2 separate regions of the Homo sapiens genome follow, and region 1 is linked to region 2. Evidence: read pairs that join two places in POLR2A ChIA-PET (ENCODE). Cell type or tissue: IMR-90. All regions are shown on one strand. Links, peaks and the distances in the headings refer to the core of each region. The heading gives the core; the rest is flanking DNA.

Region 1 (16,374 bases), core at 3,921-11,920, 330 kb before region 2:
AGTGCTTGCAGGGACAACAGAAGCAATTTTCACTCCACTGGAAAGAGTTCAGACATTGCTTCAAGACCACAAGCATCATGACAAATTTACCAACACTTACCAGGCTTTCAAGGCACTGAAATGTCATGGAATTGGAGAGTATTATCGAGGCTTGGTGCCCATTCTTTTCCGGAATGGACTCAGCAATGTCTTGTTTTTCGGCCTTCGAGGTCCCATTAAGGAGCATCTGCCTACCGCAACGACTCACAGTGCTCATCTGGTCAATGATTTTATCTGTGGAGGTCTATTGGGTGCCATGTTGGGATTCTTGTTTTTTCCAATTAATGTTGTAAAAACTCGCATACAGTCTCAGATTGGTGGGGAATTTCAGTCTTTCCCCAAGGTTTTCCAAAAAATCTGGCTGGAACGGGACAGAAAACTGATAAATCTTTTCAGAGGTGCCCATCTGAATTACCATCGGTCCCTCATCTCTTGGGGCATAATCAATGCAACTTATGAGTTCTTGTTAAAGGTTATATGAAAAAACCATCAGTTAAGTGCCATTTATCAACTGAATAGACCTTCTAAGAAGAATGCAGTTTGGCCTCTTTTTTTTTTTTTTTTAAAGGAAATCCCAATCTTATTATGGAAAGCCATCAACTGGGTGTGGGGAGTAGGTCAGAGGGTTAGTGAAAGTCCAGGGGATTTCTCCTCCAAGTCCTACCACACAAAGGAAAGTCTCAAGCCTCTATTCACCCCTTCTCAATCCTCACAAAATAGGGGGTTGTTCAATATTGTCTTCAATGATAAAAACTTTGTGGTTAAAAGTTTCTCCTTAGGACTAGTGACAAAGTTAGGCTTATACTTTTTTTTTTTTTTTTGAGGCAGAGTCTTGCTCTGTTGCCCAGGCTGGAGTGCAGTGGCACGATCTTGGCTCACTGCAACCTCCGCCTCCAGGGTTCAAGCAATTCTCCTGCCTTAGCCTCCTAAGTAGCTGGGATTACAGGCGCCCGCCACCACGCCCAGCTAATTGTTTTGTATTTTTAGTAGAGACGGGGTTTCACCATGTTGGTCAGGCTGGTCTCGAACCCCTGACCTCGTGATCCACCCGCCTCGGCCTCCCAAAGTGCTGGGATTATAGGCGTGAGCCACTGTGCCCGGCTACGCCCAGCTAATTTTTTTTTTTTTTTGTATTTTTAGTAGAGATGGGGTTTCATCGTGTTAGCCAGGATGGTCTCGATCTCCTGACCTCGTGATCCACCCGCCTCGGCCTCCCAAAGTGCTGGGATTACAGGTGTGAGCCACCGCGCCCAGCCAGGCTTATACTTTTAATGAAGACCATAAACCAAGCCAGAAGGGCTTAAGGAAGCAAGAGTCCTTGGGGGAAAATTCTTAGCGTTCTATACCCCAGCATCTTACCTTAGGGTTAAATCTAGGTCTAACCAGGCTGTGCAGGTTGACTAAGAAGGAATAATGAAACGACAGAGTTTCATGGAGAAACCATGGAGATGTCTGAATAGCTGATAAGCAGTTAACACACTGACCCAAGCTTGGAGGGAAACCATTTCCCCCTCCATCCTGTGAGATCTCTTTCTTGCTCCAGTGCAACAGTTGGCCACAGCATGGCAGGCCTTCCTGTAGGGTGCCTGACAATTCCCTAGATGCCTCTTTAAAATCAGAAGCTGCGCACTGCCCCACCCAGTCACAGCCAAAGGGAAAACATAAATAAAAGGCTGTAGTCTCAGGCTTGTGGTTATGGAAAGAGCCTGGAATTGACAGGAGAGGAAGCACTGCCAAAGTGAGGATCTTATTTATCCTTCTTGCTTTCCCCATCTGACACTGTGGTGGGGGTTGAAGCCACAGGCTGCTCCTCAGGGATATTGTCTCCAGCCTTTGATAGCTTCTTGGCCCGCTGGTATAGCTCATTTAAGTTAAATTCTCGGATCACATTCTCCTCAGAGAAGGTCCATGAGACAGCCCGTCCTTTCTTGTCAGTCTGTGGCTGCCGCATTACCTTCTTGCCACCTTGGAACAGGATCAGGGTAGGGAGTTGATTGGTGAGGGGTGATGTGCTCACTTTGTACCGCGTACTAACATCAGTATAGCGTCCAGCATCCACCGTCCCAAAATTTAGCCCTGTACAGTTGTACTTAAGGGAGAGGTCAGCATAGATAGGGGCAAATGATTGGCAGTCATTAGACCAATTGGCAAAGAACTCCACAATCCAAGTGACCCTGTTGTCCCGTTCTAGTTCCTCATCAATGGTTTTATCATTGAAGTACTTGATATACTCAGGGCCCATATATGGGGAGGGGGGGGTTTGCACGTCATCAGGAACACTATGCAGAGTGTGATGTAAAGTAGGCCCATGCGAATATCCAAGCGGAAGAAAAGAATTGCGTTGGCCACTTTACTAAACATGAAAATGTTGCCTATATGTTGCTCCACAGTGATGGATCTGCGGTTCTTCATCATCACAATGGCACTGAGAAACATCAGGATCTCCGCTTCTCTCTCCGGTTTCGGGCAACTCCTTTGGGGTTCCGAGTCTTCTCTGAGGCCCACGTTGGGCGCCGTATTATTGTTGCCAAAAAGAGTGAAACTCACAGTGAAACCCCATCTCTACTAAAAATACAAAAAATTAGCCAGGCGTGGTGGCGGGCGCCTGTAGTCCTAGCTACTCGGGAGGCTGAGGCAGGAGAATCTCTTTCTTAATTGGCCAAATATAAGTTGGTGTCGTAACTCCAGGCCACAGTGAGTTATGGGCAAAGCTTTTTTCCTTAAGCATCAACAAAATAGGATAAAAGGTTCCAATAGGAAAATACAAGGTTTTTTTTTTTTTTTTTTTTTTTTTTATCATTACCTAAGAGCTTTAGGCTAATTGCCTGGTAAATAGCTGTCCATCTGATGGCCTTTGACAGGGAACCTAATCCCCAAGATAGGATTCTTTTTCTTAAACCAATCTTGAAATCGCCTGCATTGAAACATAAGTGGCTGTGACCGGCCAGAGGAGAAGGTCCTCAGGGGCCAGGGGCTCCTCAGGCTTCCTTTGTTACTCCATTGCTTGCTTCTCTGCCCTCAGGAGCAGCTGCAGAGGACAGTCTTCATTAAGCTCAAGCATATGACAAAGGGGCAGAACAGAAAAGAAAAACAGCTTATTAGGTATAGGCTTTTCATGATAAATTGCTTGTATTAGTTTTGAAACTAAGCACCTATTGGATAGGCATTATACTATTTCTATTTAGATATGGTAGATCAAGGAGCTATGAAAGTTCCTGTTTTGCTTTCTAGGTTTGAAAGTTTTCTGTTTGATTCTGACTGTGATCTTCAACCCTTCCAAAATGTCCTTGTGTTATAATTTCACTTATTTCATTGCCAAAAGATGAAGGGACTTGAATCTTGTTATAGTTGTTCCATCCTGTTAACAAGTTTTCATTTTGTGTGTGGATCAAATTCTGGTTAGCTTGGTTTCTTTGAATTACTGGTGCCATCTCAGCAAAGGCCTGTGGTTATTTTTCCCCTTGAGTGGGAGTTGGTCATATTCAAGCATCCTGTTCTCTTAAAACTCTCCTTTTAAAAAATAAACACTTCCATAACATTTTGTTTTGGAAGTCTATTAATGCAATCCCACTTTTTTCCCCCTAGTTTCTAAATGTTAAAGAGAGGGGAAAAAAGGCTCAGGATAGTTTTCACCTCACAGTGTTAGCTGTCTTTTATTTTACTCTTGGAAATAGAGACTCCATTAGGGTTTTGACATTTTGGGAACCCAGTTTTACCATTGTGTCAGTAAAACAATAAGATAGTTTGAGAGCATATGATCTAAATAAAGACATTTGAAGGGTTAGTTTGAATTCTAAAAGTAGGTAATAGCCAAATAGCATTCTCATCCCTTAACAGACAAAAACTTATTTGTCAAAAGAATTAGAAAAGGTGAAAATATTTTTTCCAGATGAAACTTGTGCCACTTCCAATTGACTAATGAAATACAAGAGACAGACTGAAAAAGTGGATTATGCATCTTAAAACCCTTTCTGTAAATATTATGTAGCTAAAGATTGATTTCCAGCATCTGACATGACAGTAGGTTTCTTGTTAACCAGTTTTTCTTCTTTCTGGATAATTGCATATGAATATTTATACATACTGACCAAAATAAAGGCCTCAACTTGGTAGTTTACTGAAAGTTCTTGGACAAATAGTCCATAAAAGCTGTTGACCTCTAAATGCACTATGGCTGGTTAAATACAGTGACCATCCTTCTTCCAGCTGTAAAGGATGAAGCGTATTAAGCATTAGCCAGGCAGTAATAAAGCTAAATAGCCATACAGCAGCTCTGACAATGTTGTGCTGGATATTGCAGTTTGCTTTCAAGGTGCAGATGTAAGGATTTAAAAAAATAATAATTTGGCACCAAATAAATATGAGTAGCATCCATTGGCCTATTAAATCGAGTCAGGATTTGAAGGGAATTGAGTTTGAGAAATGAATAAATAAAGGCACCTTGGTGCCTGACCCCCTCAATCATGCGTGTGACTTTGAGCACTCACAGGTGTGTGCAGCTACTCAGCCCAGGGCAGGTGGGTTAGCCTGGGGTTATACCTTGGCCCTGGGAATAGACACCATTGGGCCTTTGGTTTTGTTGGGCTTCCTTTTGTCTTTACACTCCACACAGGTGGTAGAAATCTGAGTTCTAAAGCACTTTTGTGAAATACAAGCTAAGTGAGAATTCTAAAGAAAATGCTTTGGTTTCTGCTGTCTCAAATAAGTGGCATTTAAAAACAATTATTAATAAATATTTTTAATGGTTTTAACTCAGTATTTTTTTTTATTTCTTTGTCACTCTTTACAGCTTTTGAAGACCAAACTGCAAATACATTACCAGGGATGGTTTTGTGTTGTCCTATAGACTTCTTAAATTTGACAAAAAATTTAGCAGAACTTGTAACCAACAGCTTTGTCTGAACTTGAAGTCAAAATGTGTTGTTAATAAGAGATTCTAACTATTGCTTTTACCTTCAGTGTGAACTAGTGTGGTAACAACTTTGAAAAGGCAGGCCGGGTGCGGTGGCTCACGCCTGTAATCCCAGCACTTTGGGAGGCCAAGGCGGGTGGATCACTTGAGGTCAGAAGTTTGAGACCAGCCTGGCCAACATGGCGAAACCCCATCTCTACTAAAAATACAAAAAACTAGCCGGGTATGGTGGCACATGCCTGTGATCCCGGCTACCCAGGAGGCTGAGGCAGGAGAATCGCTTGAACCTGGGAGGCGGAGGTTGCAGTGAGCCGAGATTGCGCCACTGCACTCCAGCCTGGGCAACAGAGTGAAACTCTGTCTCAAAAAAAAAAATTGAAAAGGCAAATGTGATTGAATATCTGAAAAGCTTTAAAAGTGGCCTTTCTGTTACGTCTGTGGCACAAATGGCTCATGAGCGCAGGACACTTATGGTCTTGTGTCCTATACTTCATGTGTGATGCCACCAGAAATGTTATGGATTCCGTATTGAACACACTGAGAGTGGTATGAGCCCTCAGGACTGCACCACAGAGTAAACACAACCTTGATATGGTGGCGAATATGTGTGTCTTTCTTGTTTCATTTGTGGTTGGGGACAAAATCGATGTATTTGTCTAAATAGTCGATATTCATCTTAACATGGTTGGTTGTGTAATCACCAGCTATATTGTGAACTGTGCAATAAAACAGAAGCGTTTGTGTATATAATTACCTTTGGATACCTGAAATTCCCAAGCTTGGTTACAATGTAATGCTCAGTATAAGGCTGTGCAAACATGTAAGGGAATAATGGTGGTCGATGGGATATATGAAATGGGATCTAGAGGGCTTCGAGTGAAGCCAATCATGTTGAACGAACACTGGTTCAGTGTAGATGAAGTAGAGTGAGGCGTATGCAGTCATAAAATGAAGGGTGGACAGGAGATTACATTTGAAGAAAGGATAAGCACTCAGACTTGGTCTCTTTTAAATTAAAATATTTCTTTTCTCATGTGCAAATGTATATCAAAGACTTGAACAGGTATTCTCTTGAAATTTGAGGATTTTTAGTTTTTAATGCTGTCTTTGCTTAATATTAAATATGTGTTGCCTATTGGCTCCCAAATTGTGTGGGAGTCTCTAAATGTTTCCTCTTGAAGGTTCATTATTGAAAGTGGTTAAGTGCACAATGCTATTTTTGTTTGATAGTTTGAGTTTTATGACCCTATGAGTTTAAATGAAATCTGTTAAATGTTTCAGAGTTAACACTTTTTTTTTGATAATTTGGAATAAAGTTTGTTTTTTAAGCCCACTCTTTTTGGTCTTCTCTTATGCTTGAGTAGTTGCTTGTTACTGGCACGTTCCTTTTTTGTGGTAGTGATAGATTGATCTGTTAGTCTTTTTATTCAGAAAACATTTAGCACACTACCTTGACTTTTAGCAACTTAACCTGGGGATGTTGCAGGTAAAACATTCCTTTGTCTATCCATCTTATTTCGTCAAGAGGGGTTTCATATAAGTTTTATTTTCCAGGTAGTTTAACTGCAAAGCTTTTTGTTTGTTTGTTTGACAGGGTTTCTATTGCCTGGGCTGGAGTGTAGTGGCATGATCATGGCTCACTATAGCCTTGACTTCCTGGGCTCAAGCGATCCTTCCGCCTCAGCCTCCTGAGTAGCTGGGACTACAGGTACGTGCCACCAAGCCCAGCTAATTTTTGTAGAGATTTTCATCATGTTGCCCAGGCTGGTCTTGAACTCCTGGGCTCGAGCAATCTGCCCACCTTGGCCTCCCAAAAGTCTGGGATTACAGGCGTGAGCTACTGTGCCTGGCCACATTTTATTTCTTAAAGGTCTTCCTCATATTTAATACACTTCTCTACTGAGTTTAAACTTTCTTGGTTTAGCTTATCAGTACTTTCTGTTGTAATAGAGTAGCCTCATGCAATGTTTACTCCCAAGTTACATGGTCTGGATGTTTGTGCTTTTCATTTTTTTTTTTTTTTTATATCTACTTTTGCCTTCAGAGCTGCTCCTTTCTGTTGTAGCTCATTGGTTAGGAGAGTGTGAAGTTTTAGCCACATTGTGAATTTGCATGTTAAGTTTTAGGTTGTTTCCTGGCTTTAGAGATCATTGAGGTTGCCTGATAAGGACAGCAAGGTAAAGGAGCAGTTGCTTCTAAAAGTCCTGTTTTGGATTGAAATCCATCATAAAGAATAAGTGTAATATCCTGAACTTGTACATTTAGATTTGATAAAAAGGGTGTTTAATCATCATCTGATGAAATCTTTTAACCCACCCATAGCAGCCACTGTAGAGTTCTAGACCTCCAGAGTGAGGAGTAGGTGTGACCAGGAACAGCCCTGGGGGATCTCTGCATAGCTACAGAGCACTCCCAATCCCCAAGAGACTGGTTCCCATCTTAAATCTTTTTATTTATTTATTTACTTTTTTATTTAGAGACGGGGTTTCGCTCTTGTGACCAGGCTGGAATGCAATGGCGTGATCTCGGCTCACCGCAACCTCCGACCTCTGGGTTCAAGTGATTCTCCTGCCTCCGCCTCCCAAGTAGCTGGGATTACAGGCATGCGCCACCACGCCTGGCTAATTTTGTATTTTTAGTAGAGATGGGGTTTCTCCATGTTGGTCAGGCTGGTCTCAAACTCCTAACCTCAGGTGATCTGCCCACCTCGGCCTCCCAAAGTGCTGGGATTATAGGCGTGAGCCACCGCGCCGGCTGCCTTAAATCTATTTATCTGACGTTCCCAACTAGGAAATTTTTTGTCCAAATGAGTATATGTGATTTTAAAGTAGAAATCGAAGGTAAAATAGGATTTATCTCAGTTCCTATCTCCCTTCAATCTATTCTTCATATTGTCAATAATTTTTTTTTTTTTTTTTGAGACGTGGTCTCTGTCGCCAGGCTGGAGTGCAGTGGTGAAATCTTGGCTCACTGCACCCTCTGCCTCCTGTGTTCAGGCGACTCTCCTGCCTCAGCCTCCGGAGTAGCTGGGATTGCAGGCATCCGCCATCACACCCGGCTAAATTTCGTATTTTTTCAGTAGAGACAGTTTTGCGCCAGGCTGGTCTCAAACTCCTGACCTTAAGTGATCCACCTGCCTCAGCCTCCCAAAGTGCTGGGATTACAGGCGTGAGCCGCCGTGCCCGGCCATCAGTAATTTTTTAAAATGTCACTTCAATAAATGCTTTTCCTCTGCCATAAAGACCAAACATCTTGCTGTGGCCTACAGGAGACAGGATGATCCAGCCCTTGCCTCCCTTACTCTCATCTCTAGCTAAAACTGCGCTGCTGTCTCTGCACTCCAGCCACTGGCACTTCCTGATTACTTGGGGCACGCTGTACTCATCTTGCTCCCAGCCTCTGCCCATGCAGGTGCCCTCTGCCCTCAGCACTGCCTTTCTCTACTTCATTTATAGACTGCTGTCCTTCAGATCTCGGTTGAAGTGTCACTTCCTTGGGGAAGCTGGCTTACACTCTCAGGACTCGGTTAGGTTCCCCCGTCAGGCTCTTCTATGTCACCATGTTTCTATTTTTCACAGCACTTAACCTGTTTTAATTACGTTGCAAATAGTTTTTGTTTGGGTCTAGAGAAGCATGTATTCACTAGTACATTTTATTTGTGTTCTCTAATTATTTTTTCTGCAGCTAAATTAGAAATTTGTAGTTTTCCCCCTAAAAATGCAATGATGTTTTCTCTGATTTTCTTGTCACCTTTCTTCCAAAAAATCCATGTGTTCAAAGTGCTTGCTTGCAGTTTGCCCCATAATAAATGGTTGTTTAATCCAAATATCTGAGTAGCAAACTGAGCTGATCCTTCTGGAGAAAGTATGGTTGAATAGCCGAGACCACTGAGTAGTCGCAGAGAAGACCACACATCCTGAACTCCTCAGTCTGGTGTGAGGGGAGGACAATAGATAACTGGATGTGTAGTGTTCCCAAACATCACTGATCCCAAACCATTGCTTCTGCCTGCCACTGCCACAAATACAGTACGACTGCCACCCCTTCATACTCAGCTTTAATCCTCAGCATTTCTTCTGGTCCTTTATGTGCAGATGTTACTCAAAGTCTACATGGAATGCCAAAATTTCCACAGGCCTTGATTTTTTTCACGGTGATTAAGATCAGAAGTAGAACCCATCAATACTATAACACTGCACTGACTTTCTGATTTCAAAAGCAACTCTACTCTCTACAACCCACGCAAAGTTTTTCCTTACCATTTGGAACCCTTCAGGAGTTACACTGAAGCCTTGATAAGACTGTTTCAGCCAGGAGTGGTGGCTCACGCCTGTAATCCCAGCACTTTGGGAGGCTAAGGCAGGAGGATTGCTTGAGTCTGGGCAACATGGCAAGACTGGCTCTATTTTTTTAAAATAACATTTTTAAAAGTATGATTAAAAGACTGTCTTTCTATTGGCTTTGCTCCCCCGATGGTGAGTGTCTCTAGGAGTCATTATCAATAACATCAGTGAGAATTTCTTTGCTGGTCACATGAACACCAAATTCAATCTTCATATCAACCGGTGTACAGTTCTGGGAGCAACCGGGATTTCTCCGGGATTTCAAAAACAGCCTATGTGGCATGACTCATGATATCCACTTCAGTTTTATACCAAGTGCAGCAAAGCCAAATTTTGCTGCAATTAGCTGTTGCCTAGACCACTGTGGGTCATGATTGGCATCATCCTTGAAAAACATCTCCACTTTAGGTGGGCAAAACTCACATCCTTCCTTGACACCAGGATTTCTTTCGAGTGAAGAACCAGTTGGTATTCTTCTGCAAACCATTCAGTTGGAATTATTTCACACTGGGGCACAATGAAAGCTGTCTCCTCACATTTTCTGGTGAAAGCAGTTTTAATACCTGCTTCCTGTAACAACAGAAAAATGCAACTGGTAATTTTATTTGAGATTGCAGCTTTTCCTTCCAGGTGATTCTGACTGCATTTCCTGCTGTAATCTGGTCCTTAGATTGCAGGACTTTTCCTGGCCTATCTAACAAGCAATTCATAGACCTCTTTTGTTTTACCCTCACATAGTTTTTTAGCAATGTTCAGTACCTCAGCTCTCACTATTATCCTGAGTGGGATGAAAGTTGCACCCATGCTGAGAGGCAGAAATCTCTGTTGTGAATATTTGATACCTCTTGCTTTATTTATTTATTTATTTATTTATTGACACAGATTCTCACTCTGTCACCTAGGCTGGAGTGCATTGGCGCAATCTTGGCCCACTGCAGCCTCAGCCTCCCAGGCTCAAGCGATCCTCCCATCTCAGCATTGCCAGTAGCTGGGACCACAGGTGTGTGCCACCATTCCCAGCTAAATTTTGTATTTTTTGTAGAGACAGGGTTTCACCATGTTGCCTAGGCTGGTCTCAAACTTCTGAGCTCAAGTGATCCACCCACCTCAGCCTCCCAAAGTGCTGGGATTACAGGCATGAGCCACCATGCCTGGCCCTGTTGCCTCTTTAAAAAGCCAGTCCTGGCAGGGCACAGTGGCTCACGCCTGCAATCTCAGCATTTTGGGTGGCCAAGGCAGGAGGATCTATTGAGTCCAGGAGTTTGAGAGTTCAAGTCCAGCCTAGGCAATATAGTAAGACCTTGTCTCAAAAAAAAAAAAAAAAAAAAAACAACCAAGAATCAAGAATGATGGGACACATGGATATTCAGTATCACAGCATTCTGGAATATCCTATGAAATGACCGAATGAAGGTCAGCCTTCATTTGTTAATGGGTCATGGAGGTCATTTAAGGAAAAGGTAATTTTTACATTGATCTCAAAGTACTGAATTGTTTTAGCTTGGGCTGCCATAACAAAGTACCATAGACTGGATGACTTAAATCAGGGTTCCCCAACGCCTGGGCCACGGACAGGTACCCATCTGTTTGGAGCCAGGCTGCACAGAAGGAGGTGAGCAGTGGGTAAGTGAGCATTACTACCTGAGCTCTGCCTCCTGTCAGATCAGTGGCAGCATTAGATTCTCATTGGAATGCAAACCCTACTGTGAACTGCAAATGCAAGGGATCTAGATTGTGCACTCCTTATGAAAATCTAATGCCTGATGATCTGAGGTGGAACAGTTTCATCCCCAAACCATTGTGTCGCTCCACCTATCTGTGGAAAAATTGTCTTCCATAAAACCAGTCCCTGGTGCCAAAAAGGTTGGGGACCACTGGCTTAAACAACATTTATTTCTCATGGTTCTGGAGGTTGGGAAGTCCAAGATCAAGGAGCCAGCAGATTTGGTTCCTGGTGAGGGCCCTCTCCCTGGTTTGCAGAGGGCTGTCCTCTTGCTATACCCTCACATAATGGAGAGAAAGTTCTAATCTCAGCCCTTTATAAGTAATTATAAATTAGTTATCTTTATAAGATTACTAATCCCATCATGGGCACCTCTCTCATGACCTCATCTAACCCTAATTACCACCCAAAGCCCTCACCTCCAAATACTATCACATTGGAAGTTAGGGCTTCAATATATGAATTCAGTCCACAACATTAGCTGCATGATTGATGAGACTGTTCTTTATTCTCCTTTAGTTTCCAAACACTGCCAGCGATCCTTTACTCTGAGAAATGTCTAGCCAATTTGAGATAAAACACTTGTGCATGAGTCAGGATTCAGAGGTACAGGCACTCCATTTTTCTTATCCCTCCTGGCACTGTTTCTGAATTGTGGAGCTCAATTGAATGAAATTGACTAGGAAGAGCAAGAAGAAAGTATTCTTTAGAATAGTTTGTCATGGAGCACTGCTTTGTTACTGTTAGAAGCACCATTAAGGCAGTGACTTGTTTACATTGTTTTAGGGCAGCTCACCTCTACAGCTGCTCTACCTTTCATGATCAACAGAAATAAAACAAACTCAGTTCAGGCCCTCTTTATTAAGCAATTACTTCCTTCTGATGTACACTAAAAAATGCATTTAGTTACACTGAGATGCTCTCTTGTTTCAGACAATACGAAGAAAAATAAACTATTTCTCTTTCAAGGGTCATCATATCTATAATGGGTGGTTTATAGTAAGTAGCTTTCTTGTTTCCTTGGGCAAAAGAAGCTTCAGAATTTTCCTTAGCCCTCTCAGTTTTCTGGGGAAAGTGTGGCTAAACAAATTTCCAGGTTTTCTCGGGCTTTACCTCCTCATTAAATAACAGTGATAGAGTTCTGAGAAGGACCAAGGTAGGAAAAAGTGGGTACAGGTGGAAACTGAGGATCTTTCATTTGTAATCTGTGTGTAAAATATGGAAGTAAAGAGTAAAAAAAATTAGGAGATGAGGGCCTCAGTTTGAAGATACAATTGATTTGGTTTTGGTTTTTGGTAGAGATGAGGTCTTGCTATGTTGGCCTAGGCTGGTCACAAACTCCTGGCCTCAAATGATCCTCCCGCCTCAGCCTCCCAAAGTGCTGGGATTATAGGCATGAGCCACCATGCCCAACCAGCAACAGTTTTATATACCTTGAGAAGGTTAAAGGGAAGTCCAAGAAGATTAAAGTTTTGCTGTTGCTATCTAGAGCTCTTGAAAGCTTCTGCCACTTGTGATCCAAGAACAGGAATGCATGTTATTTGTGTTTGGGAGCAATAACACATCTATTTGAGTCTATTTCAACTCGAACTAGAGGAAAACAGAATCCCCAATAATTTCAGTTTGTGCCTTTTACAGTTTTTCCTCATTTATTTTATTTAGCGAGTTTGTGTTACACCTACTCAGTGTTGTAAAACTGCCATTTCAGGACAAATCATTTTGAGTTAAGAGGTTCTAGACTTTTATGGAAAATAAAGAGCACTGGCTGCCCGAGACAAGTTCCAAAGTGAAAATGTAAATGTCTCTTGATTTCTCCATCGCCTCCCAGGCTGGATTAGGCCCCTTCTGTGCCAAGTGATAACTGTTTCTTGCCTGTCTCTAACTGCATGTTTGTACTTTATCTGCCAGGACAATGTGATCTCCTCGAGGGCAGGGTCTGTCTTTCAGATTTCTATATCCACAGATTAGAGGTTCTCATAATAAATACATTTAATGAAGTAATCAATCTGATCTCTGATATTTTCTTTATCAATTATTCTCCTTGTTTCGGAAACCCTTTTAATTTCTTAAGAATTTCTTTTAGAAATCATCAAGAGGAATACATAATGGATAATTTCACTTACGTGAAGTTCTAGAAGAGGAAAATCTGTAGCAGAAACAAACAAACAAACAAACAGTGTTTCCCTCTGGGAGGATGGGGGCAGAGGTTCACCTGGAAGAGGCAGGAGAGAACTTGCTGGGATGGTGGTAGTACTCTATATGTTGACAGATGTTTGGGTTACACAGGTGTATACATTTATATAAATTTAAGTAATGTAGAGTTAATCTGTGTACTTCATTCTATGTAAATTTTACAACAAAAGAAAAAAACAAATGTTAAACTCTAGTCATGTGAGGACTTTTAGAAGGATGGGTACAGATGTCAGCAATTTAAAATGCATCAAAAATTAAGATGGATTAGGCTGGGTGCAGTGGCTCACACCTGTAAATCCCAGCACTTGGGGAGGCTGAGACAGGTGGATCACCTGAGGTCAGGAGTTCAAGACCAGCCTGGCCAACATGGTGAAACCCCATCTCTACTAAAAATACAAAAATTAGCCAGGCGTGATGGTGGGTGCCTGTAACCCCAGCTACTTGGGAGGCTGAATCAGGAGAATCACTTGAACCTGGGAGACGGAGGTTGCAGTAAGCCGAGATTGCACCACTGCACTCCAGCCTGGGCGACGCAGAGAGACTCCGTCTCAAAAAAATAAATAAAACAAGATGGACTGATGGACAGAGTTAGTTAAGGGATAAAACAAGTAAAATATTAATGGTAAAACCTTGGTAAACAGTGTTCACTGTAAAGTTCTTTTAACTTTGCTGTTTGGACATTTTCATAATAAAATGTTGGGAAAAACCATTAGGGGGTTTATCATTATTGCTGAATAATTGAGAAACTCAGTTTAGCTCTTTTAGTATGCTATTCTTAGATTGCTATGAAGTTATAAGATACCACTGAAATACTTGCTAGAAGGGAACACAAGCCTGTGGCCTAGAAATTTACTTGTCTTCCCCACTAATGATGATAATATGGCAGTTCCCTCCCACTGAGGTCTGGACTATCCCCTCCTGAATGTGACAGGGCTGGTGGCTAAAACAGAGGCCAATCTTTCAAACATTCTTTCCTGCTGGGCGCAGTGGCTCACGCCTGTAATCCCAGCACTTTGGGAGGCCGAGGCGGATGGATCACGAGGTCAGGAGATCAAGACCATCCTGGCTAATACGGTGAAACCCCGTCTCTACTAAAAATAGAAAAAAATTAGCCGGGCGTGGTGGCAGGTGCCTGTAGTCCCAGCTACTTTGGAGGCTGAGGCAGGAGAATGGCTTGAACCTGGGAGGCAGAGCTTGCAGTGAGCCAAGATCACACCACTACTCTCCAGCCTGGGCGACAGAGCGAGACTCCGTCTCAAAACAAACAAACAACAACAACGAAAAAGCATTCTTTCCTAAGACTGCCCAGCAATAAGGGGTCTACCCACCTCCTGACTAGCAGGGACCAGGCTACTAGGAAAATTATGATTTTCCTGCAATACACTGCAACTTTAAATAAACGCCAGGAAATCTTTCTTTTAATTACATACATTTATTAAGTATGCAAGAAAAAAACTATTTAAGAATAAATGCAATGTGTTTAGAACAAATCTGATGCTCTGTATTTTAACTTTTAAAAAGTAACCATTTCACAATTAAATTTGGATCCTTCATTTTACCCCAACAAAAACTAACCTTTTATAGAGAAGAACTTTAACAAGTAATGTCAACAAAGCATTCTAAAGTACTCATAATTTAAACAACTTGCAAGGAGACAACTGTTTTTTTTGAGACAGGGTCTGGCTTGCAGTGGTGCAGTCTCGGCTCACTGCAACCTCTACCTCCCAGGTTCAAGTGATTCTCCTGCCTCAGCCTCCTGAGTAGCTGGGACTACAGGCATGTACTACCACGCCCAGCTAGTTTTTTGTATCTTTAGTAGAGACAGGGTTTTGCCATGTTGGCCAGGCTGGTCTCGAACTCCTGACCTCAGGTGATCTGCCTGCCTCAGCCTCCCAAAGTCCTGGGATTATAGGCGTGAGCTACCTCACCCGGCTCCCTGGAAATAACTTTTTTTAAAACACTTTTTAAGGCTAAAAAGTATTTTGAGTTGTGTATGCTCTGGTTAAAGTTTCAGTTGTTCCTTTTCTGGATTTATTGCTATTGTTAGCAACAGTTGCAGCTATTTACAGCTTATACCAGGGAGTGTATATTTCTGTAGCTGCTCTCTCATTTTGAGTTAAAAGATAAGCTACACAGCACCAGGTCTGTTCCTGAGAAGGTAAGATCATCTTAGCTTACTTAACTGCCCAGTAATGTAAATATCATGTTTTTGTTTTATTGTTTTGTTTTTTGAGACAGAGTTTCGCTCTTGTTGCCCAGGCTGGAGTGCAATGCCACGATCTCGGCCCACTGCAACTTCCACCCCCCATGTTCAAACAATTCTCCTGCCCCAGCCTCCCAAGTAGCTGGGATTACAGGCCTGCGCCACTACACCTGGCTAATTTTTGTACTTTTAGCAGAGACGGGGTTTCACCATGTTGGCCAGGCTGGTCTTGAACTCCTGACCTCAGGTGATTGCCTGCCTTGGCCTCTCAAAGTACTACGATTACAGGCATGAGCCACTGCACCCGGCCAATATCATGTTTTAATCAGGGAACTCTTAGCTCTAGTTCAAGAAGTGCAAACCTGATAATGTACTGAAAATGATGTAGCTGAAGGGACACATTGTTCTTCTATATTGGCCTCAAAAAGGTAGGAGGTTCTCTAAATGGACTTCTGTTATCTACACAGAGATCCATGGCATCTGTCATCCATGGAAGATCTAAATCTTAACTGCATTTTCTATATCCGTGGTTCTCAAACTGTGGTCCCTAAGACCTACAGCATCAGTGGAGGACTGATTAGAAATGCAAAACTAGGGCTCCCACTCCAGACCTACAGAATCAGAAACTCTGGATGGGGACCCAGCAATCTATTTTAACACATTTTCCAGGTGATTCTAATGCACAGTAAAGTTTGAGCACCACTTTTTTTTGTCCTTTGCCAAAAGGGAGGAGCCTGGAGGAAAACTCAGGGACAGGCCCAGTGGTTGTTATACAAAAATTGGACTTTCCCAAGAGGGGATGTAATGCCATGAGGTAGGGGATAGCATGAAGTCTCTCCAAAGAATGAGAATGACACTCCCTGACTAGGACAAAGTCAGAGCTAATTAATGCGGTATTACAGCAGATGCTTCTAATACTTGGTGAGCAGACAATGATAAAGCTCCCAAGAGTACTTGCCCA
Region 2 (16,374 bases), core at 2,984-10,983:
CTCAGGTCCTGGCAGAGCTCCTTCCTCATGAGAATGACTTTGTGAGGAGAAAAGCAACATTCAAATTAAGAAAAGAATAATCAGAGGCAGAGCCATCCAAGGCCTCCGAAGGGGTAAAGAGGTCTGGGGTAAGGCTCAGAAGGGATGTAGAGTGCAAGGATATGAAGTTGTGAGGGAAAGAGTGAGTTACGTGAGAGTTCAATATAAAAGGGTTCATTTGAGCTGCCAGAGGTACTACTGTCTTGTGATGATGGTCGGGTCAATTGTAAGTAATCATAAATCATCACTTATTGGCATCATTGCCTGAAAGAACCCATAGCCTGGGAAAAATCAGAATCCTACTCTCATAGTGCATGGACACGTAGACCCAGTATTGGAATAATGTAGGCACCCTGTAGCTAAGAATGCTCTCCTTGTCTTTTCTGTTGCCCTGAATAGTTGTAATAGAGAAAGGAGTCAACACCAGGTATTGAGTCTTCAGAGAGAAAAGTACCCAGTCCCTATCGTAAACAATCCAGTGGAGGATGCAAAAGGCTTAGAAACAATGACCAAGCCAGTAGAAAAAGCATGTCTAATATCCAGATTGTGGTTTTGACATATTCCATTAAAGAATACAGAACAGGCTGGATGCGGTGGCTCACGCCTGTAATCCCAGCACTTTGGGAGGACAAGACGGACAGATCACCTGATGTCAGGAGTTCAAAACCAGCCTGGCCAACATGGTGAAACCCCCATATCTACTAAAAATACAAAAATTAGCCGGGCGTGGCGGCACACACCTGTAATCCCAGCTACTTGGGAGGCTGAGGTAGGAGAATGGCTTGAACTCAGGAGGCAGAAGTTGCAGTGAGCCGAGATTGTGCCACTGCACTCCAGACTGGGCAAAAGAGAGAGACTCTGTCTCAAAAAAAAAAAAAAAAAAAAAAAAAAAATCCAGAACAAAAATATCCTCAACTGATTTATCATTTTTTGACAAAAGTACAAAAGCAGTTCAATGGAGAAAGGATAACCTTTTTAACAAATGGTCCTGGGACAGTTGGATAACCATAGGCTAAAAAGAAAAACTTCAACTTACACTTCAATAAGAAATTAACTCAAGATGGACCATAGGCTTAAGTATACAGTGTAAACTATAAAACTTTTAGAAAAAAACACAGGAAAAAATCTTTAGGATCTAGAGCTAGGTAAAAAGTTCTTAAACTTGATACCAAAAGCATAATGCATAAAAGGAAAAAAAGTGTCAAAAATGTGGTGATACTGTGGTGCTGGCATAAGGATTGACAAGTAGATCAATGAAACAAATAGTCCAGAAATAATCCCACACTACCATTGTTTGTTTTTTTTGAAAAAGGCACCAAAGCAACCCAATAAGGAAAGGAGACTGTTTTCAACAAATGGTGCTAGAATAACTTGATATCCACATAGAAAAAGAATGAACCTCAACCACTACCTCATACCATAACAAAAATTAATTCATGATGGATCATAGAACAGTATGTAAAAGTCAAAACCACAAAGCTTTTAGACAAGAGATTATATCCATGACTTAGGAATTAACAAAGCTTTCTCAGACAGATAGAAGAAAATAATCATAAAAAGAAAGAAATGGTAAGTTAGACTTCATCAAAATTAAAAACTTCTCATCAAAAGATTCCATTAAGACAATGAAAAGGCAAACCACAGATTGGGAGAAAATATTCAAAGAACATGTATCTGGCAAAGGACATATAAAGAAGTCCTATAATTAAATATATATTAAAAAAAACAATTAAAAACAGACAAAAGGACCAGGCGCAGTGGCTCACGCCTGTAATCCCAGTGCTTTGGGAGGCCAAGGTGGGTGGATCACCTGTGGTCAGGAGTTTGAGACCAGCCTGGCCAACATGATGAAATCCCATCTCTACTAAAAATACAAAAATTAGCTGGGCATGGTGGCGAGCGCCTGTAATCCCAGCTACTCGGGAGGCTGAGGCAGGAGAATCGCTTGAACCTGGGAGGTGGAGGTTGGAGGTTGCGGTGAGCCGAGATTGCACCACTGGGCTTCAGCCAGGATGACAAGAGCAAAACTCCGTCTGAAAAAAAAAAGACAAAAGATTTGAACAAGTACTTCAAAAAGGAGATATATGAATGGCCAATGATCACATGCAAAAAATCTCAACATCGTGTATTATGAAGAAAATGCAAATTAAAACCAAAATGATATACCATTACATACCCACCAGAATGATAAAATTTTAAAAACCAGCAACAGCCTGGGCATGGTGGTTTACTCCTATAGTCCCAGCACTTTGGGAGGCCGAGGCAGCAGGATCACTTGAGCCTGGGAATTCGAGGTTGCAATGAACTGTGATCACACCACAGCACTCCAGCCTGGGTGACAAAGTGTGACCCTGCAAAAAACAAACAAAAACACCACAACAAATGTGGAGCAACTGTGTTTCTTATTCTTTCTTGGTAGGCGTGTAAAATAGTATAGCCTCTCTGGGAAAAGAACCTAGGAATTCCACTCCTAAGTATTGACTCAAGAAAAATTAAAACGTGTCCACAAAAACACTTATATAAGAATATTCACAGCAGCATTATCCATAATAGCCCCAAACTGAAAGTAATTCAGGTTTCCATCGAGGAGAATTAATTTTTTTTAAACTGTGATATATTAACACTTAATACAATGAAATACTACTGAGCAGTTAAAAAGTAAACTACATGCAATGAAATGAATGAATCTCAAAATATTATGCTGAATGAAAGAAGCCTTACACAGAAGAATACATACTGCATGATCCCATTTATATGCAATTCTAGAACAGACAAAACTAATCTGTAGTAGAAAATCATGATAGTAGGAATTTGAGGAGATAAGAGAAAAGAAAACAGTGGTTGCCTCTTGGGGTCGGGGGTGGAACTTGATGGAAGAGTCATGAGAGAACTTTCTGGAGTATTCCATTTCTTGGTAGGGGGTTGTATTGCACATATGAATGCATCTGTCAATTCTGCAAATACACACTACTGGATATGGTACATCCATAGCACGAAATAGTCCTCAGCATCATAAACAAACTATTGATGCACACCACAAGTAGGATGAGCCTCCATCGAATTACACTGAATGAAAAAAAGCCAGTCTCAATAGGTGACACACTGTATAATTCCACTTATATAACATTTTTGACATGATACAGTTTTAGAACTGGAGGACAGATTAATGGTTGCCAGTGGTTAGGGACAGGAGAGAGGAGGGAGAATTGAGACGTGTATAGTTACAAAAGGGCAACACAAGGGATCCATATGGTGTTGGAACTGTTCACCGTCTTTACTGGTCATAGATACACAAAGTTACACAGGTGATAAAATTGTATAGAACTTAATACACATACACAAGTGAGTACAAGTAAAACTGGAGAAATCTAAATTAGACCTTGGACTATATCAATGTCACCATGCTAGTGGGATATTATACTATAGTTTTGCAAAATGTTACCATTGGGGTAAACCAAGCAAAGGATCTCTATTCTTTCTTTCTTTCTTTTTTTTTTTTTTTTTTTTTTTGAGGCAGACTTTCGCTCTTTTTGCCCGGGCTGGAGTGCAATGCCATGATCTCGGCTCACCGCAACCTCTGCCTCCCAGGTTCAAGCGATTCTCCTGCCTCAGCCTCCCTAAGTAGCTGGGATTACAGGCATGTGCCACCACGCCTGGCTAATTTTTTTTTTTTTTGTATTTTTAGTAGAGACGGGGTTTCTCCATGTTGGTCAGGCTGGTCTCGAACTCCCGACCTCTGGTGATCTGCCCGCCTCGGCCTCCCAAAGTGCTGGGATTCCAGGCATGAGCCACCGTGCCTGGCCAGGATCTCTATTATTTCTTATAACTGCATGTGAATCTACAATTTTCTCAATGAACATTTTTTAAAGACAACTTCTTAAAGAAAGAAGCTGTTATGCTATCTAGCCATACCACATAGCAAGGAAGCTATCAGAGGGTACAGGGGTTGTGCCAGGAGGACTGAGGAACCAATGTGGGGCCAAAGATAGCTTAATTTGAACTTTAATAAAAGTAGGGATTTCAAAGACTTGAAACCCATAAAATACGTGTCAGTCCATGACTTCATAACAATTTAAAAACATACATGTGGCCGGGCGCGGTGGCTCACGCCTGTAATCCCAGCACTTTGGGAGGCTGAGGCAGGTGGATCATGAGGTCAAGAGATCGAGACCATCTGGCCAACATGGTGAAACCCTGTCTCTACTAAAAATACAAAAATTAGCTGGGCATGGTGGCGCGTGCCTGTAGTCCCAGCTACTCGGGAGGCTGAGGCAGGAGAATTGCTTGAAGCCAGGAGGCAGAGGTTGCAGTGAGCTGAGATTGCACCACTACACTCCAGCCTGGTGACAGAGCGAGACTCCATCTCAAAAAAAATACACACACACACACACACACACACACACACACACACACAACCTGAATTGGTCACTGCTGTGGTCTGAATATGTCCCCCCCAAAATGTATGTATTGGAAACCTAATCCCCAATGCAACAGTGTTGGGAGGTAAAAGGTCATAAGGGCTCTTCCTTATGAATGGAAGGGTTTGTGGGGATGCATTTGCCATCCTTCTGCAGTGTGCAGACACATATTTTCATCCCTCTTGCTTTTCTACCTTCCACCATCTAAGAACAGAGCAAGGACGTCCTCACCAGGTGCCAGCACCTTGATCTTGGACTTCCCAGGCTCCAGAACTGTGAAAAATAAATGTCTGTTCTTTTTTTTTTTTTTTTTTTTTGATATGGAGTCTCGCTCTGTCACACAGACTGGAGTGCAGTGGCGCAATCTCGGCTCACTGCCAGCTCTGCCTCCTGGGTTCCTGCCGGTCTCTTGCCTCAGCCTCCCGAGTAGCTGGGACTACAGGCGCCCACCACCATGCCCGGCTAATTTTTGTGCGTGTGTGTGTTTTCAGTAGAGACGGGGTTTCACCGTGTCAGCCAGGATGGTCTCGATCTCCTGACCTCGTGATCCTCCTGCCTCGGCCTCCCAAAGTGCTGGGATTACAAGCGTGAGCCACCTCGCCCAGCCATAAGTGTCTGTTCTTTACAGATTAGTCAGATTCAAGAATTCCGACATGGTTGCACTAAACAGACTAAGACATAAATTGGTACTGGAGGAGTGGGGTGTTGCTATAACAAATACCTAAAAATGTAGAAGCAACTTGGAAACGGATAATGCATAGAGGCTGGAACAGTTTTGAAGCAAATGCTGGAAAATCCTTCATTGACATGAATGCCACATTAAGGGTGGTTCTGGCCAGGGCCTGGGGAAAGAAGGGATATAGGAGAAGCCTTGTTCTTCTTACAGATTGCTTGAGTAGTTGCAACAGTGAAGGCTAGTCTGATGAGGTCTCAGACAGAAATGAGGAACAAGGTATTGGAAATTGGAAGAAAGGTTATCTTTCTTATAAAGTGGCAAAGAACTTGGCTGAATCAATGTCTGTGTCCTAGGACTCTGTAGAAGGCAGAAAGGAGAGAAAGCTAGAAAAGCTAGGTGATTTGGCAGAAGAAATCTCTAAGCAGCAGAGCATTCACGATGTTGCATGGCTGCTTCTAACTGCTTATAGTAAAATGGGAAAAGAAAGAAGGATTTAAAGACAATTTATAATTAAAAGGGAAGCAGAACACAAAGATTTGAAAAACTCTCAGTTCTGGTTATGTAAAGAATTTTTTAAATGGTTTAGAAGAGAAAACCAAGGGTGTGGCCAAGTGACCATTTGATTTTCAAGGCTGCTTGTGCCGTCACTTCAATGCTAGTGCTATGAGGGCAAACCAGCTTAAAGGGCCAGGCCCGGGGCACTCTTGGAACCTTGGAGCTCATTGCTCAGGGATGCTTCAGGCCTCTGTTCCCTGGTCACCCCACCTGTGGCTCAAGCAGGCCCAGGTGTGGCTGGGCTACAGAACCCAGGGCACAAGCAGTCTACCTTGGTGCTATCCCCGTGGGGCTAACTGTAGACTTGCAGAGTACAAGAGCTGTGGAGGCTTGTGTGCCTCTACCTAGATTTCAAAGGATGCTGCAGGGAGCCCCTATTTGGGCATTACCTAGTGGAGTCTTGGAAGCAGGGCTGCCCCCAAGACTCCAGACCTGTAGAGCCACCAGCACACAGCACCAGCCTGGGAAAGCCACAGGTATTGACTGCAACCCTTCAGAGCTGTGTGGGCTATGTCCAGCAATGCTGTGGAGGCAGGGCTTTCCAGGGCCTTGGAGACCCAGCCCCCAACACGTTGTGTCCAGAAAGTTGGACATGGAGTCGAAGAAGATTATTGTCCAGCCTTAAGATTTAGTGTTGTTTGCTCTGTTCTGGACATACTTCAGGCCAGTGACTTTTTTCTTCTTGTCTGTTTCTCTCTTGCAATGGGAATGTCTGTCCTGTGCTATCCCACCACTGTATTTTGGAAGCACATAGCTTGTTTGATTTTATAGGCTCACAGCTGGAGGGGAATTTGCCTCAGGATGAATCATGCCTTGACTGTCATCCATATCTGGTTTAGATGAGACTGTGGACTTAGACTTTAAAACTGATGCTGGAACAAGTTAAGACTTTTTGGGGCTATTGGGATGGATGCACTTTGCATGTGAGAAGAACATGAATTTTGAGAGCCAGTCACCTTCAGAGAACAACAGGGAACCCATTCATTATCTTGAGAACTGAGAAATAGGCTGGGTGTGGTGCCTATAATCGCAGCACTTTGAGAGGCCGAGGTAGGTGGATCACTTGAGGCCAGGAGTTCAAGACCAGCCTGGCCAACATGGGTAAACCCCATCTCTACAAAAACTACAAAAATTAGCCAGGTGTGTGGTGCAGGCCTGTAGTCCCAGCAACTTGGGAGGCTGAGGCAGAGAATCGCTTGAACCTGGGAGGCTGAGGTTACAGTGAGCCAAGATTGCGCCACTGCACTCCAGCCTGGGCAACAGAGTGAGACTCTGTCTCAAAAAAAAAAAAAAGGCCAGGTGCAGTGGCTCATGCCTGTAATCCCAGCACTTTAGGAGGCTGAGGCGGGCCGATCACTTGAGGTCAGGAGTTTGAGACCAGCCTGGCCAACACGATGAAACCCCATCTCCCTACTAAAAATACAAAAATTAGCTGGGCATTGTGGCGGGTGCCTGTAATACCAGCTACTCAGGAGGCTGAGGCGGAACAATCACTTGAACCTGGGAGGTGGAGGTTGCAGTGAGCCAAGATCATGCCACTACACTCCAGCCTGAGCAACAGAGCAAGACTCTATCTCAAAAAAAAAAAAAAAAAAAAAAAAAAAAAAACCTGAGACGACAAAAAAAGAAAACTGAGAAATAAAATGAAAGCATTAAGCTGGCTCTTCCTATATGTACTGTGCCACTGGATAACCAAATAGTGGATGAATAGAATTATAAAATCTTCTTATAAAATTATTTCAGCTTATCAAAGCCAAATGAGTTTTGATTGGGCTTGGTTTTTGTTTTGTTTTGTACTGTTTTTAGTGTTCTTTGGTGAATTAAGAGTATTAACATTTCGTTACCACCAGTGAATTGCTGGATAGAGGCATTGAGCACCACTGGCTACTAACATCAAAAAAGAGACAACCAGAAATGTGGCTCCTAATAAAAAGGTACAATGCCACTTGTAGTATTGCTAAAGGGGTTGAACCTGGGTTTGAGCAAGCCTCTGGATCCAGTGCCAGCATGCAGGAAGTGCAGGTGACAGGAACAAGTGAGCTCTCCTTCAAGTAATGCATGCAGTCAGCAAAATTGAGACCATGAGAAACTCTGGTCAGATGAGTCAGGGTTTTCAACAAATAAATTGTAAAGAAAAGATAGAGGGGAACCAGCAGATGAAATGAGAATCAAAAGACCTATCAAGCCAAAAACTTAAGGACAAAACTAAAAACTATGGCCTCTAAGGATGTGTACTGAGGTGATAAAACCATAAAGAAATGCTCAGATGTGATTTCTACACAAATCAAGACTGAACTTACTTTTTGAGGAAGCGTTGGAATGGGGGACACAGAGAGGCTTTTAGGGGGCTTGCAAGGTTTTGTGTTTGATCCAGGTGGTGGTGAACAGGATACTTGCCTTGTAAAATGATTCTCTAAACTACACATTTGCTTTGTGTGCTCTGTGTTTTGTTTCACATGTTTAAAATGTTGGCTAGAGCTGTTCTCTGGGTGCTGTGGGAGCCCAGGGGAGGCACTTAATTTCTGAGGGGAGAGGATAAGGAAAGGTCCTCTGAAAGGTTATTATTGGGAGGGTGAGGGTAGGTTGGGATGAATGTCAGAGATGAGGCTAGAGAAAAAGACAAGCTCACAACTGATCTTCTGTACTAGGCTTGACCCAGGACTCCATGGGGAACCACTGAGGAATTTTAAGCCAACAATTGACAAGATCAGAGGTGTATTTTAGAAAGATCCCCAGGTGCGGTGGCTCACACCTATAACCCCAGCACTTTGGGAGGCCGAGGCGGGTGGATCATGAGGTCAGGAGATTGAGACCATCCTAGCTAATACGGTGAAACCCCGTCTGTACTAAAATTACAAAAAATGAGCAGGGCGTGGTGGCGGGCGCCTGTAGTCCCAGCTACCTGGGAGGCAGAGGCAGGAGAATCGCTTGAACCCAGGAGGAAGAGGTTGCAGTGAGCCGAGATGGCGCCACTGCACTTCAGCCTGGGCAACAGAGGGAGACTCCGTCTCAAAAGAAAAAAAAAAGGATCTGTCATAGTAATCCAAACCAAAGAAGTAATGCAGGGACAGGGAGGATAGTGAAGAAAGTAATCATAGGAGAGATTGCTTAAGGAGGCAGAAACACAGGACTTCAGAGAGTATCTGGGGTAGAGAGGGAGGGAAGGAGGGAGAAAAGAAATCAAGGAGGTTTCTCTAGTTCTGACTTGGGCAGCTAGGTGGAAAATGATGGTGTTATTAACCAAGGAATACAGTACAGGTGGTGGAGCAAGAATGGGGAGAGATGATAATAAATACTATTTTAAAAATGGAGATGATGTTTACATGCAATGATATGCACAGAGCTGAAGCATACAATCCAGGGAGGTTTCTATTTTTTTATTTTTTATTTTTTGAGATGGAGTCTCGCTGTGTTGCCCAGGCTGGAGTGCAGTGGCACAATCTCAGCTCACTGCAACCTCCGCCTCCCGGGTTCAAGTGATTCTCCTGCCTCAGCCTCCTGAGTAACTGGGATTACAGGTGCACACCACCATGCCCAGATAATTTTTGTATTTTTAGTAGAGGTGGGGTTTCACCACGTTGGCCAGGCTGGTCTCAAACTCATGACCTCAGGTGATCCACCCGCCCTGGCCTCCCAAAGCACTGGGATTACAGGCATAAGCCACTGTGCCCAACCTCTGGTGAGGGTTTTTAGATGTATGCACCCATATAACTAACACACCAGTCAAGATATAAAACATTTCCTTCACCCTAAAGTTCCCTCGTAACCCCTTCCAGTTAATCTCCACCTTGCTGGCAAGCACCGTTGTATTGTGTTTGTTTTTTGAGACAGGGTTTTGCTGTCACCCAGGCTGGAGTGCAGTGACACCATCAGCTTATTGTAACCTCAAACTCCTAGACTCAAGGGATTCTCCCACCTCAGCCTCCCGAGTAGCTTGGACTACAGGTGCACACCACCATGCCTGGCAACATTTTTTAACTTTTTTGTAGAGACGGGGTCTTGCTATGTTGTCCAGGCTGATCTCGAACTGGACTCAAGCTGTCCTCCCACCTCAGCTTCCCAAAGTGCTGGCATTACAGGTGTGAGCCACTGTGCCTGGCCTAAGCACTGTTTTGATTTTTATCACCATAGACTAGTTTTGTCTTTTTTGTTTTGTTTTGTTTTTTGAGATAAGAGTCTTGCTCTGTCACCCAAGCTTGAGTGCAGTGATGCGATCATGTTTCACTGCAGCTTTGATTTCCTGGGCTTAAGTGATCCTCCTACCTCAACCACCCTAGTAGCTGGGACTACAGTTGTGCGTCACCACACTCAGCTAATTTTTTGTTTTTTGTTTTTTTGTTTTGTTTTGTTTTCAGAGATGGAGTCTCAGTATGTTGCCTAAGCTGGTCTCAAACTCCTGAGCTCAAGCAGTCCACCTACCTGGACCTCCCAAAGTGCTGGGATTATAGGCGTCTGCCACTGCGCCCAGCCCCAGCATATTATTTTTGAGGTTCATACATGTTCTTGTCTACATCAATGGTTTATCCCTTTGTATTGCTGAATAGTACTCTATTGTACAAATACACCAGAACTTGTTTATCCACACTTCTGTTGATGGATGTTTGGGTTGTTTCCAGTTTGTTTGTTTGTTTTACTATTATGAATACAGCTGCTGTAAACATTCTTGTGTAAGTCTTTTTGTAAACACCTATTTTCATTTATCTTGTATAAATAACTAGGAGTGGAATTCCTGGGTCATAGGATAGGTATGCATTTAACTGTAGAAGAAACTGAAACACTTTTCTAAAGTGATTCTAAGGCCAGGTGCGGTGGCTCATGCCTGTAATCCCAGCACTTTGGGAGGCCAAGGCAGGCGGATCACTTGAGGTCAGAAGTTTGAGACCAGCCTGGCTAATATGGTGAAACCCCATCTCTACTAAAAATACAAAAATTAGCCAGGCGTGGTGGCGCACGCCTGCAGTCCCAGCTACTCGAGAGGCTGAGGCACGAGAATTGCTTGAACCTGGGAGGCAGAGGCTGCAGTGAGCAAAGATCATGGCCACTGCATCCAAAAAAAAAAAAAAAGACATCTCTAGGAGTTACTCCATGATTTTTCAACCTACTAGTGAAGGTCTTTTGCCAACTTTGTTTTGTGTTTCACTATGTCTTCTCCCCTCTTATTAAACTATCAGCAACTTGAGCACAGAGACCATGTCTTAATACCGATTTATTAATATTTTCTCTTAGGACCTGTTACATAATAAGGCTTAATAGATGTCTGTCGGATGAGTGAATGAACAAAATTAAACACAGAAGTTAAGTGGAAAATTAGAATAAATTTTCATAGCAGGTGATCCCTACTACATCTGATGAAGTCTTGCCCTGTACATGTGCAGCCCAGCCTTCAGCCTAGGAACTGCCCCTCCTCCCCACCCCCTCTGTGCTATTCACTTTATTCTGGTACCTTGCCTCACAAATGCCAGCCTCTTCAGCAGCACAGAACTCAAATCTGCCTGCTTGGTGGGACTGCCACTCTGCTTGGGCACCATCTTCTTACACCATAGTAAGAAAGTGCCTCAGAATGAATGCCAGGATGTTCTTGGCACTCACCTCCTATGTTTCCTTTCTTTCAAAAATCACAGTCTTTTTTTTTTTTAGATGGAGTTTTGCTCTTGTTCTGGCTGGAGTGCAGTGGTGTGATCTCAGCTCACTAAAACCTCTGCCTCCCGGGTTCAAGCGATTCTCCTGCCTCAGCCTCCCAAGTAGCTGGGATTACAAGTGTGCACCACCATGCCTGGCTAATTTTGTATTTTTAGCAGAGATGGGGTTTCACCATGTTGGTGAGGCTGTTCTTGAACTCCCGACTTCAAGTGATCCACCCACCTCCGCCTCCCAAAGTGCTGGGATTACAGGTGTGAGCCACCGCACCCGGCCAAAAATCACAGTCTTGAGCAGCTTGCTGCTCAGTGCCTGAAAACACATATTCACTTGCCTCATATATTTTGTCCAGCTTTATAGTTGTTTATGGCAGGAAGGGAATATCCAGTTTCCGTTATTCTGTCATGGCCTGAAGTGGAAGTCAGAGTTCCATTTTGGACATGATGTTGAGTTTTTGTTATCTATGGAACATCCAGGTAGAAATGCCCAAAAGAGAATTGGGTATTCACGTGTGGAGCTAGAAAGATGATTGGGGCTAGACATTTGGATTTTGTAGTCATGCATTTCCAGTGGTAGTTGAAGCCAAGGGAATGGATGTGATTGCTCAGCTACAAAATGGATAGAGAATGAGTAGAAGAACAATTTTCTCTTAAAAAGCCTGAGAGGCCAGGCTCGATGGCTCACGCCTGTAATCCCAGGACTTTGGGAGGCCAAGATGGGCAGATCACAAGGTTAGGAGTTCGACACCAGCCTGACCAACATGGTGAAACCCCGTCTCTACTAAAAATACAAAAAAGTTAGCTGGGCATGGCGGTGTGCGCCTGTAATCCCAGCTACTCAGGAGGCTGAGGCAGGAGAATCACTTGAACCTGAGAGGCAGAGGTTGCAGTGAGCCGAGATCGCACCACTGCACTCCAGTCTGGGTGGTAGAGTGAGACTCTGTCTCAAAAAAAAAAAAAAAAAAAGCCTGAGAATGTATAACTAAAGAAATAAACGAAGAACAGGAAACATCAGTGTCATAGAAGCCGCCATAAATAAACTGGTGTCCATCTTGGGGAGTGGCAGATGTCAGGAGCCCAGCCTTTCCCCTATTATGCTTAACAGTCCAGAGCCCAGCTTTTCTCTCTCTTTTTTTTTTTTTTTTTTTTTGAGAGAGTCTCGCTCTGTCGCCCAGGCTGGAGTGCAGTGGCGCGATCTCCGCTCACTGCAAGCTCCACCTCCCGGGTTCACGCCATTCTCCTGCCTCAGCCTCCCGAGTAGCTGGGACTACAGGCACCCGCCACCACGCCCGGCTAATTTTTTGTATTTTTAGTAGAGACGGGGTTTCACCATGTTAGCCAGGATGGTCTCGATCTCCTGACCTCGTGATCCGCCCACCTCGGCCTCCCAAAGTGCTGGGATTACAGGCGTGAGCCACCGCGCCCGGCCGCTTTTCTCTCTTAGTAAAGTCTCGCTGGTGATCATTAGAGAAGAACCTACTCATCTGGGCTCCAGTACAAATCTGCAGAATTAAAGCCACGCCAGTCTTGAGGAAGCTCAGCATTTCTTCCAGACATAATCAGACATTTGTGCTCCTAGCCTTCTTGGGGCTTAGATAACTGACAAGTATGATTAGCATTTTCATAAAATTGAGAGGATACCCAAGGCTCTAGAGAGGTCAACAATTTGATGAAGGTCAGTTGTTTCTAGTCCTACTTTATTTATTTATGAGATAGGGTCTCACTCTGTCACCTAGGCTGGAGTGCAGTGAAGCAATCTTGGCTCACTGCAACCTCTGCCTCCCAGGTCCAAATGATTCTCCTGCCTCAGCCTCCTGAGTAGCTGAGATTACAGGTGCCCACCACCACACCTGGCTAATTTTTGTTTTGTTTTGAGACAGAGTCCCGCTCTGTTGCCCAGGCTGGAGTATAGTGGCACGATCTCGGCTCACTGCAACCTCCACCTCCCAGGTTCAAGCAATTCTCCTGTCTCAGCCTCCTGAGTTGCTGGAACTACAGGCGCACGCCCCCAAACCCGGCTAATTTTTTTGTATTTTTAGTAGAGGCAGGGTTTCACTGTATTAGCCAGGCTGGTCTTGAACTCCTGACCTCAAGTGATCCACCTGCCTCGGCATCCCAAAGTGCTGGGATTACAGGCACGAGCCACTGCAGCCAGCCAAATTTTTGTATTTTTTAGTAGAGGCAAAGTTTCACCATGTTGGCCAGGCTGGTCTGGAACTCCTGACCTCAAGTAATCCACCCACCTTGGCCTCCCAAAGTGCTGGGATTACAGGCGTGAGCCACCATGTCCGGCCATAGTCCTACTTTCTAGTTGTCTAGAGACTTGGGTTTCAGACTTGGAAGTTGCTCTAGGTCATCTACTTGGCCCTTTGTTTTTTAAGTGGGAAAATTGACACTCATAAATGAGAGACCTTGAACTAGGTATAAAAACAAGTAAATGAAGCCAGCTTACATCATCAGGGATATCTGATGGCATTCAAAGGGCAAGGATAAAGCTGAGCTTTGAGAATAGACTAGAGCTATGACCTGCAGTGCTATAGAGAAACTGGATGCCCCTTGCTTCTGCCCTTTTCTCTGCTTTTTTCTGTGTCTCTAATTTATTCTTTTCTCAATGTAGATCAGCTTCTTCTGTCTTGTCTCCTCCTATGCCCCAGCCTGGGGAAAATGATCACCAGAGGCTATTCCTGAGTTTATAGCTTAGAAAAGGGGCCACTCATTCCCCACCATTCAGGAATAAGGCCATCCTGATTCTAGAATTGCAACTCCTGTTCTCCTGGAAAAGGGCTCGATGGCCCCTTTAGAACCATCCAGAGTCCAATCAGTTGCAGTCAAGAGGTCGGGGATCCTTTGTTCTACATATACATCTGCTGGGAACCTTACCTCTATAATCATGTGATATAAATCACTGGTAGGGGAGAAGAAGATTTTCCAGAAAAAGCAAGTAGGTAGATGGCTGGGCAGCCAGCCCATAGGTGTTCAGAATAACCAATTAACTGCTCAGGATAACCAATGGCAGAGCCAGGACCAAAACCCACAGCATCTGACTCAGCAGTAGTCTGTCCTGGGGCTGCCCCACGTGGGGAAACAGTAATTACTTGATCTGGGAACAAGCAGAGACAGACAGATGGACAGTCACTGCCTCAGTTCTCATTCCTAATAGTGTAAAGAGATAGAGGTCTCTTCCTTGAGAGTGTAGGGGATCCAGAGCTCTAGGACCCTAACAGCCAAAGGTGGGTTCCCTCTTAGAAGTCCAGACTCTTCTAGTTGCAAGTCACAGAAGCCCAAATCAAACTAGCTTGAGCAAAAGGGGGATTTAGTAGAAGGCCATTGGGATATCCTACAAAATTGAAGGAAGAACTGTAGATTCCAAGACATCTTTAAGAATCTGGAATCAGTACTATCAGGATACACACACACATGTGCTCACCTTGTTTTCTTCCTCTTTTTAAAGGTCATCTTTCTGTTTGGCTCTTATACCAGAAGGTTTCCTCCACATGGTGGTGAACCTGGCAGTTCCGGAGTCGTATCCTTTTTTTTTTTTTTTTGAGATGGAGATTCGCTCTTGTTGCCCATGCTGGAGCGCAATGGCACGATCTGGGCTCACTGCAATCCCTGCCTCCCTGGGTTCAAGCGATTCTCCTGCCTCAGACTCCCAAGTAGCTGGGATTACAGGCATGCACCACCATGCCCGGCTAATTTTGTATTTTTCATAGAGACAGGGTTTCTCCATGTTGGTCAGGCTGGTCTTGAACTCCCAACCTCAGGTGATCCACCTGTCTCAGCCTCTCAAAGTGCTGGGATTACAGGCCTGAGCCATTGCGCCCGGCCTGGAGTCATATCTTTATAACATCTGACCATAGAGAAAAGAGAGTCTTCCTTGCTAATTCCTGGTGGAAAAATCTAGAGTAGGATTCACATTGAAAGGATGGAGTCCTCTGACTGGCTGAGCCTTGTTTATTTGCTCACCCTTGGGCTCAGGAGATGGCAGGGGGTATTTTAAGAAAGGGACTGGAGGCCGGGTGTGGTGGCTCACGCCTGTAATCCCAGCACTTTGGGAGGCCAAGCCGGGCAGATCACCTGAGGTCGGGAATTTGAGACCAGCCTGACCAACATGGAGAAACCTGGTCTCTACTAAAAATACAAAATTAGCTAGTTGTGGTAGTGCATGCCTGTAACCCCAGCTACTTGGGAGGCTGAGGCAGGAGAATTGCTTGAATCTGGGAGGTGGAGGTTATGGTGAGGCCAAGATCGCACCACTGCACTCCAGCCTGGGCAAGAAGAGTGAAACTCCATCTCAAAAAAATAAAAAAGGGGGACTGGTAAGTAGGATAGACAGAAATCTCTTTTGTTTTGTGTCTGTCTCCTAGGTGACCATGGAGGCTGGTGGCCTCCCCTTGGAGCTGTGGCGCATGATCTTAGCCTACTTGCACCTTCCCGACCTGGGCCGCTGCAGCCTGGTATGCAGGGCCTGGTATGAACTGATCCTCAGTCTCGACAGCACCCGCTGGCGGCAGCTGTGTCTGGGTTGCACCGAGTGCCGCCATCCCAATTGGCCCAACCAGCCAGATGTGGAGCCTGAGTCTTGGAGAGAAGCCTTCAAGCAGCATTACCTTGCATCCAAGACATGGACCAAGAATGCCTTGGACTTGGAGTCTTCCATCTGCTTTTCTCTATTCCGCCGGAGGAGGGAACGACGTACCCTGAGTGTTGGGCCAGGCCGTGAGTTTGACAGCCTGGGCAGTGCCTTGGCCATGGCCAGCCTGTATGACCGAATTGTGCTCTTCCCAGGTGTGTACGAAGAGCAAGGTGAAATCATCTTGAAGGTGCCTGTGGAGATTGTAGGGCAGGGGAAGTTGGGTGAAGTGGCCCTGCTGGCCAGCATTGATCAGCACTGCTCAACCACACGCCTGTGCAACCTCGTCTTCACGCCAGCCTGGTTCTCACCCATCATGTATAAGGTGGGTATCCACATCAATAGACGGCCTTTCTAGTTCTGACCCCAGAGGCTTGCCCTCTTTTCTGGGCTTTTAATCCCTTTTTTTGTTGGAAT

The links. ChIA-PET counts read pairs that join two places held together with the same protein. Peaks named below come from ENCODE experiments on the same cell type or tissue, not always from the same donor. Only the 100,000 strongest peaks of a DNase experiment are listed, where the experiment ranks them.
Region 1: POLR2A ChIA-PET joins it to region 2 with 6 read pairs; 1 of 35 experiments calls an interaction of 5 or more read pairs at or near these places.

What each region holds. Positions count from the first base shown.
Region 1 is chr9:37,871,803-37,888,176 of GRCh38, reverse strand. SLC25A51 (solute carrier family 25 member 51) reads left to right here. Exons shown (of 3, transcript NM_033412.4): 3 at 1-573. The coding sequence ends at 520. It also overlaps the pseudogene PAICSP1 and the pseudogene TMX2P1. Among named protein-coding and RNA genes, the nearest start is that of SLC25A51, 24 kb to the left of the region's middle. In IMR-90, for the core only: no CTCF peak of the experiment used is centred there; a DNase peak (open chromatin) is centred at 11,616; H3K27ac peaks cover 247 bases.
Region 2 is chr9:37,541,092-37,557,465 of GRCh38, reverse strand. It overlaps FBXO10 (F-box protein 10), which reads left to right. Exons shown (of 11, transcript NM_012166.3): 2 at 15,692-16,282. The coding sequence starts at 15,698. Among named protein-coding and RNA genes, the nearest start is that of FBXO10, 27 kb to the left of the region's middle. In IMR-90, for the core only: no CTCF peak of the experiment used is centred there; a DNase peak (open chromatin) is centred at 6,475.